2 separate regions of the Homo sapiens genome follow, and region 2 is linked to region 1. Evidence: chromatin loops called from intact Hi-C (ENCODE). Cell type or tissue: heart left ventricle. All regions are shown on one strand. Each heading gives the region's core, and the rest is flanking DNA. Links, peaks and the distances in the headings are about the cores only.

Region 1 (2,895 bases), core at 297-2,796:
CAGAGAGGGGCTTGGGAGCTCCAAGGAGAGACTCGAAGACCACACCCCCAGCAGGAAGGACAGGAGACATGATTCAGTAGGCAAGACCGCGCAAGGGACACTTTCCTTAGCGCAGAGGGACGCCTCACGGAATTCCACCAAGCCTGGGGGTGGGGCTCAGATCTTGGGGTCCCTCAGAGGAAGTCAGGTGGCTCTGGAGACAACAGCCACGGCCATGGCACAGGAGAGGTGCTGTCCCATGCTCAGGGAGATCCCAGGGGAAATCAGCTATTTGTCCTCCCAGTCTGAGGACAAGGACGGACTTCCCCCACTCATGTCTCTAGTCCCTGGAGAAGAGGCCAGGGGAGTGAAGGAGTTGTATTTAGAGCTGGGGACCTGGGCTGCCTGCCAGGATCCAACAACCCTGCTATGAGAAAGGTGTCTACCCCCTTCAGCCCAGAACCTGAAGCCCCCTAACACACCTCATCTGCATCTCCCTCTGCCAGAACCCCATCCTGGGGTTCAATGTCCCCCAAGGCAGCTGGGGGCCATTTGGAGTGGATTCAAGTTAAAATGGCTTCAGCCATCCATGTATCCACTCAAGCAACATTCCAGGGGCACCTATGGAATAAAGACCCTGCCAGCAGCCCTGGGAAAACCACAGGGAACAGGACCCCAGCCTGCCTTTGAGGATGAATAAGCTGGGGTGCTATGATTGCAGCCTGCCCCCCACCTCAACTGAAGGGACTCACTGATGGCTGCGGGTCTCCGGGCAGCCCAGGGAGACCCTGGGGTGAAGTTACACAACTTTGGGGACCCATGCACCTCCACCCCCAATCCTGCCTTCAGATAAGGGCCTGAAAGAAAACCAGGGCAGGACCAGACAGGGAAGCAGCCCTGGGTCGCGAGCACTGTCCGTGGTGCTGGGGTCTCGCGGCTGCTTCCAATCGCGCCAGGAAACACCCAGCGGCCCGGAGGGCGGGACAGGGATGGGGTCGGAAGGGGCGAGGACCCTCCAGCGTTCCCAGTCAGGCCAGGGATTCAAGGCCTTCCCTGGAGGAGCAAGGCCCTTTCCAGAGACGCCTGCTTCCCGCCCTGCTTCCCATGGGCTCCCGACGCCCCCATCACCACCCACGGCCTGCACCAGCTCTCCGGGCCTCCCGGACCCCCGGACCGCAGAGGTCCAGCCTGACCCCTGCCGTCCCCTGGGGTTGCCTCCTCGGCCCAGCAGACAGGCCCGGTGTGCTGGGAGGCGGGCTCCAGGTGAGCCACCGTCTCCCCGCCCCCATCCCCGTCTGGAGCCGGCAGGGGGACCACAGTGGGGCTGGGCCGAGACCTGGAGGGCAAGAGTTCAGGGCCCCTGCAAGCTCCGCCTTCTCGGGCTCCTTCCCGCGCCCGGAGCCCACCTGTGGCCACGTCCCGAGTCCGGCCCCCGCGCCGGGGCGGTCACTCCCCCAGCTTCCTCGCTGCCCAGCTACCCACGGGGTGACACTCGGGCCCCGCCGGGCGTCCACTGGGCAGCGCCCCCTCCCCACCCCGCTGCGGGCCGGTTCCGCGGATGCCTGGGAGGAGAGGGGGCTGCCCCGGCACCGCTGGGCCCTGGGGGCCCCTGGCTGGGTCCAGTGAGTCCCGCGCGGCCCCAGCCCTGCCTGGCCTGGGCCCCCAGGTGTTGGCCGCCCGAAGCGTGTCGCCTTCGCCACCGCCCGCCCACCACGCTCCGCCGCAGCCTCGGCTCCAGCCGCCCCGTAGCCCTGCAGCGCCGCCCCTGCCCCCGCCTCTCCGACGCCTGCGATCGGGGGCGAATCCTGGGATGAGCGAGTCCTCGCTCTAATCTCGGGACCCTCTCGTCGGAGCCAGGCCCGAGCCCCGCGGGGAGGAGAGCAGTGCCACCAAAGGCTGGGGAGAGGGTGGCACAGGCGGAGGGGTTGGGGGGTAGCCGACCTAGGGGCAGACGGGCGGGACGGGAGGGACCGGAGGGGGAGCTCCAAGGCGCCGCACACTAACTTTGCCACCCGGATGGGACCGTCCGCGGGGTGAGGAAGGACCCTGAGGGGCTGGGAAGGGGCGCGCAGGCTGGGGCAACTTTCTGGGCCCAGGACCACGACCTGGGGGTTTTCTGCCCCCATTCTTACCTCTGCACCCCGAGTCCTCTCCAACCCTGCCCAACTCGGGACAGGTCCCCGAATAACACAACCCTCCCCATCCGCACCCCGAACCCCAACGCCATCCGTTCCCCCAGCCCAGCCCCACTGGTCATCACCAGGGGTTGAAGTGTGAACCGCCCCCTCTGCCACCAGGACTTGAACGTTCGCAGGAACCGACCTCGCCCACCTCCACCCGGCGCCCCCCTGGGGAAAAAACCAACCAGGAGGGAACTTTACCGAAAGGGTCTCAGGGTGACCAGGCATCTTCTGACCATTATCTTCCCATCGGGGTTGACGGTGATCATTGTTCAAACTTGTTGGTGCGAGCAGCCGCGGGCGAGGCCGGACGCACCGTCCTGGGCCCAGCTCTCGCCGCGTCCGGGCCACGAACCCTCTGCGGGCCGAAGCCGCGTCCGAGCGAAGCTGGGAGCGCGCGGCCCGGTGGCCTCGCTGCTCAGGCCTGGGCGTGCAGCGGAGGGAGCGGCGCGGCTGCCGGAGGGCGGCGAGGGCGCCCGGCCGGGCCGTCTCTGCGTCTCCGCCCTCCCCGCTTCACATTTTGGGGACCGGGAGGCGGCGCGCCCCCAGACCGCCGGCCGCGCGTCTGCCTGCTCGGGCTCGCTCGCTGGGCGGGAAGGTGCCGCGGCGCGCAGACGGGCTCCCCGCGGCGGGCGCCCTCATCCCCGGCCCCGCGCCCTCGGTGCCGGCTAAAGGCGGCCCCGGGCCCGCGCCCCGGTCCCCAGCGCCTCCGGGCCGCGCCGATCCTCAGCCCCGC
Region 2 (2,895 bases), core at 88-2,587, 400 kb before region 1:
GGATGGGGGTGGAGGGGCATCCATCAGCCACCGCAAGGCCACACACTAGAGGTCAGCCAGGTGTCCAACCCCAGCGCCAAATGTAGACTCCTCCCAACCTTGGCCTGGTCCTCCCTGCCTATGTCACCTCCTGCTGGCCTTGCCTGCTGCTCCTCTGTCCCTCCACATCCCTCCTTGCAGGGGGAGGAGCCAGGATGGGCTTTCTGTGAGGAAACTGCCACTCCAGGGTGAGAAGAAGATATGGGACTGGCGTCCTCCCTGACACTTCATCTGTGCCTTTTGCTCCAGGGGAAGAGAGGATCCCTGAGAAACATCAACAGAAAAGCCTGAGGCAAGCTCCCATCTAGCTCCCATCTAGAATCTCATCCTTTAGCTTCCCTCTAGCTCCCATCTAGAATCTCATCCTTTAGCTTCCATCTAGAATCTCATCCTCCAGCTTCCATCTAGAATCTCATCCTTTAGCTTCCATCTAGAATCTCATCCTTTTTTTTTTTTTTTTCTGAGATGGAGTTTTGCTCTTGTTGCCCAGGCTGGAGTGCAGTGGCATGATCTCAGCTCACTGCAACCTCTGCCTCCTGGGTTCAAGCAATTCTCCTGCCTCAGCCGCCTGAGTAGCTGGGACTACAGGCGTGCGCCGCCACGCCCGGCTAATTTTTGTATTTTTTGTAGAGATGGGGTTCCACCATGTTGGCCAGGCTGGTCTCGAACTCCTGACCTCAGGTGATCTGCCCACCTCGGCCTCCCAAAGTTCTGGGATTACAGGTGTGAGCCACCACGCCCAGCCTAGAATCTCACTTAATCTCAGCTTTCCCTCTTACTCGCCTCATGAGCCCTCCGGACCTGCAGGAGGGGCCAGTCACTGCCCTAGTGTCCCTCGTGCATTCCCACTCAGCGCTGCTCAAGCCATCCAGTCCCCGGCATGTTCTTTCTGCGGACTCTGATCTGTCCTCAGTGGAGAGGGGCTTCTCCTGCTGTGGGGCTGCCTCCTCTGAACAGCCGGAGCAGGCACTTGTCTCAATGGTGGGGGGAGGCCCAGGTCTCTCTGCACACTGGAATCTTCAGGAACTTTAAAAAGTACCCACCCCAGAACAATTAAATCAGAATATCTGGGCCTGGAGCTTTTTTCAGTGCTCCCTGGGCTGAGAACCATGGGTCTGGTAGAGGGAACCCAGAGATCAAGGTGGAAATTCCACTTCTGCTACAAACCAGCTCTGTGCTCTTCAACACGGTCCTTCAACATCTGAGCCCCAGTTTTCTTATCTGCTCTGTGGGGGACAGCAATGCCCGTGCCATGGGTGGGGTTGGGGATAATATACCTATTGTTTCACTCTTCCTGGGGCGCTACTGCACCCCCAGGTAGATGGTGAGTGATGGAGGGCAGGGAGCCTGACTATAGCCTGGACGCCAGTGCTTCCCTCAGTGCTGTGTGCAGAGACGCCTGATGAAGATTTGATGACGGATTGAAAAGCCACTGCGGGACCAGCCTGGGAAACTGAACCCCACGCAGGCCTCTCTCGTAGGCAACCGGCCAGGTAGAGAAAAGCCAGGTGTCTCCACTTATCACAAGGGCAATCGTAGCACAGCTCTCAAGAGTAAGTGAATCTTAATTTGCTTTCATTAAAAACATAAATAAATACCCCTGCCAAGCGGCGCTGGTGGGGGTGTTGCGAAACGGGCTCCAGGCCCACAGGGGCTGCAGCTGCAGGTGGCTCGGGTCGCAGGGAGCAGAGTCAGGAGACGAGAGTCACTCGGCCACTCGGCGCCCACAGGCATCATCTCAGGTCTCCTTAGCACACTCTGCTCAGTCCCAAATCTCCTTGAAAGTGTCTTTTGGCGAGGACTGCCTGATAAAATACAGGCCGCCCAGTTACACTTGAATTTCAGATAAGCGGCAAATAATTTCTGTTAGTATAAAATATTTGGGACATATTTACACTAAAAGAAATGATTGTTTATCTGAAATTCAGGTGTAACTGCGTAGCCTGTAGTTTTACTTCCTAAGTCTGGAAACCCAGAGGCTTCACCACCACCACCCCCATACCTCCCGCCACCCCGACCTACACAATTAGCCCTAAAAGAGATCACTGCTGACCCCTCCCCCGCTCCCAGCCATTCAGGGCTCCCAGACACCAGGCTGAGGGCCGAGGCCAGCCTGTGACAAGTTCTCACCTGTCCAAGGCAAAAGGAGATAAAAGAAGACAACGCAAAGAGGTTGTTTTGTAAAGCTGAAGGTGTTCAAAGGACTGGTCTTCATTCTTTTTTTTCTTTCCTTTGTGTGTGTGTGTGTGTGTGTGTGAGAGAGAGAGAGAGAGAGAGAGAGAGAGTGTCCTCAAAAAATAAAACAATGCTATCTAGTAACTGGCCACTGAAAATTTTTTTGTTGTTTTTTGAGACAGGGTCTCACTCTGTCACCCAGGCTGGAGTACAGCAGTGCCATCGTGGCTCACTACAGCCGTGACCTCCTGGGTTCAAGCAATCCTCCCACCTCAACCTCCCGAGTAGTTGGCACTACAGGTGTGTACCAACACACCTGACTAATTTTATTTATTTACTTTTTTAGTAAAGATGAGGTCTTGTTATGTTGCCCAGGCTGGTCTCCAACTCCTGGCCTCAAGCAATCTTCCTGCCTCAGCCTCCCAAAGTACTGGGATTACAGGCATAAGCCACCGCACCTGGCCTGAATTTTTTTTTGAGAAGGAGTTTCACTCTTGTCGCCCAGGCTGGAGTGCAATGGCGCGATCTCGGCTCACTGCAACCTCCGCCTCCCAGGTTCAAGTGATTATCCTGCCTCAGCCTCCCAAGCAGCTGGGATTACAGGCATGCACCACCATGTCCAGCTAATTTTTTTTTTTTTGTATTTTCCATGTTGGCCAGGCTGGTCTCAAACTCCTGACC

Evidence for each region. Hi-C counts contacts between places; a loop is a spot of excess contacts. Peaks named below come from ENCODE experiments on the same cell type or tissue, not always from the same donor. Only the 100,000 strongest peaks of a DNase experiment are listed, where the experiment ranks them.
Region 2: a loop joins it to region 1, with 2.7 times the contacts of the local background. A loop is called at or near these places in 9 of 110 quality-filtered maps.

The regions. Positions count from the first base shown.
Region 1 is chr17:76,868,563-76,871,457 of GRCh38, reverse strand. It overlaps MGAT5B (alpha-1,6-mannosylglycoprotein 6-beta-N-acetylglucosaminyltransferase B), which reads right to left. Exons shown (of 18, transcript NM_001199172.2): 1 at 2,361-2,895. The coding sequence starts at 2,428. Among named protein-coding and RNA genes, the nearest start is that of MGAT5B, 1.6 kb to the right of the region's middle. In heart left ventricle, for the core only: no CTCF peak of the experiment used is centred there; DNase peaks (open chromatin) are centred at 1,567 and 1,927; H3K4me3 peaks cover 1,050 bases; H3K27me3 peaks cover 2,388 bases.
Region 2 is chr17:77,263,639-77,266,533 of GRCh38, reverse strand. No RefSeq gene overlaps it. Among named protein-coding and RNA genes, the nearest start is that of LACAT1, 11 kb to the right of the region's middle. RefSeq lists enhancers at 1-51, 52-553. In heart left ventricle, for the core only: no CTCF peak of the experiment used is centred there; no DNase peak of the experiment used is centred there.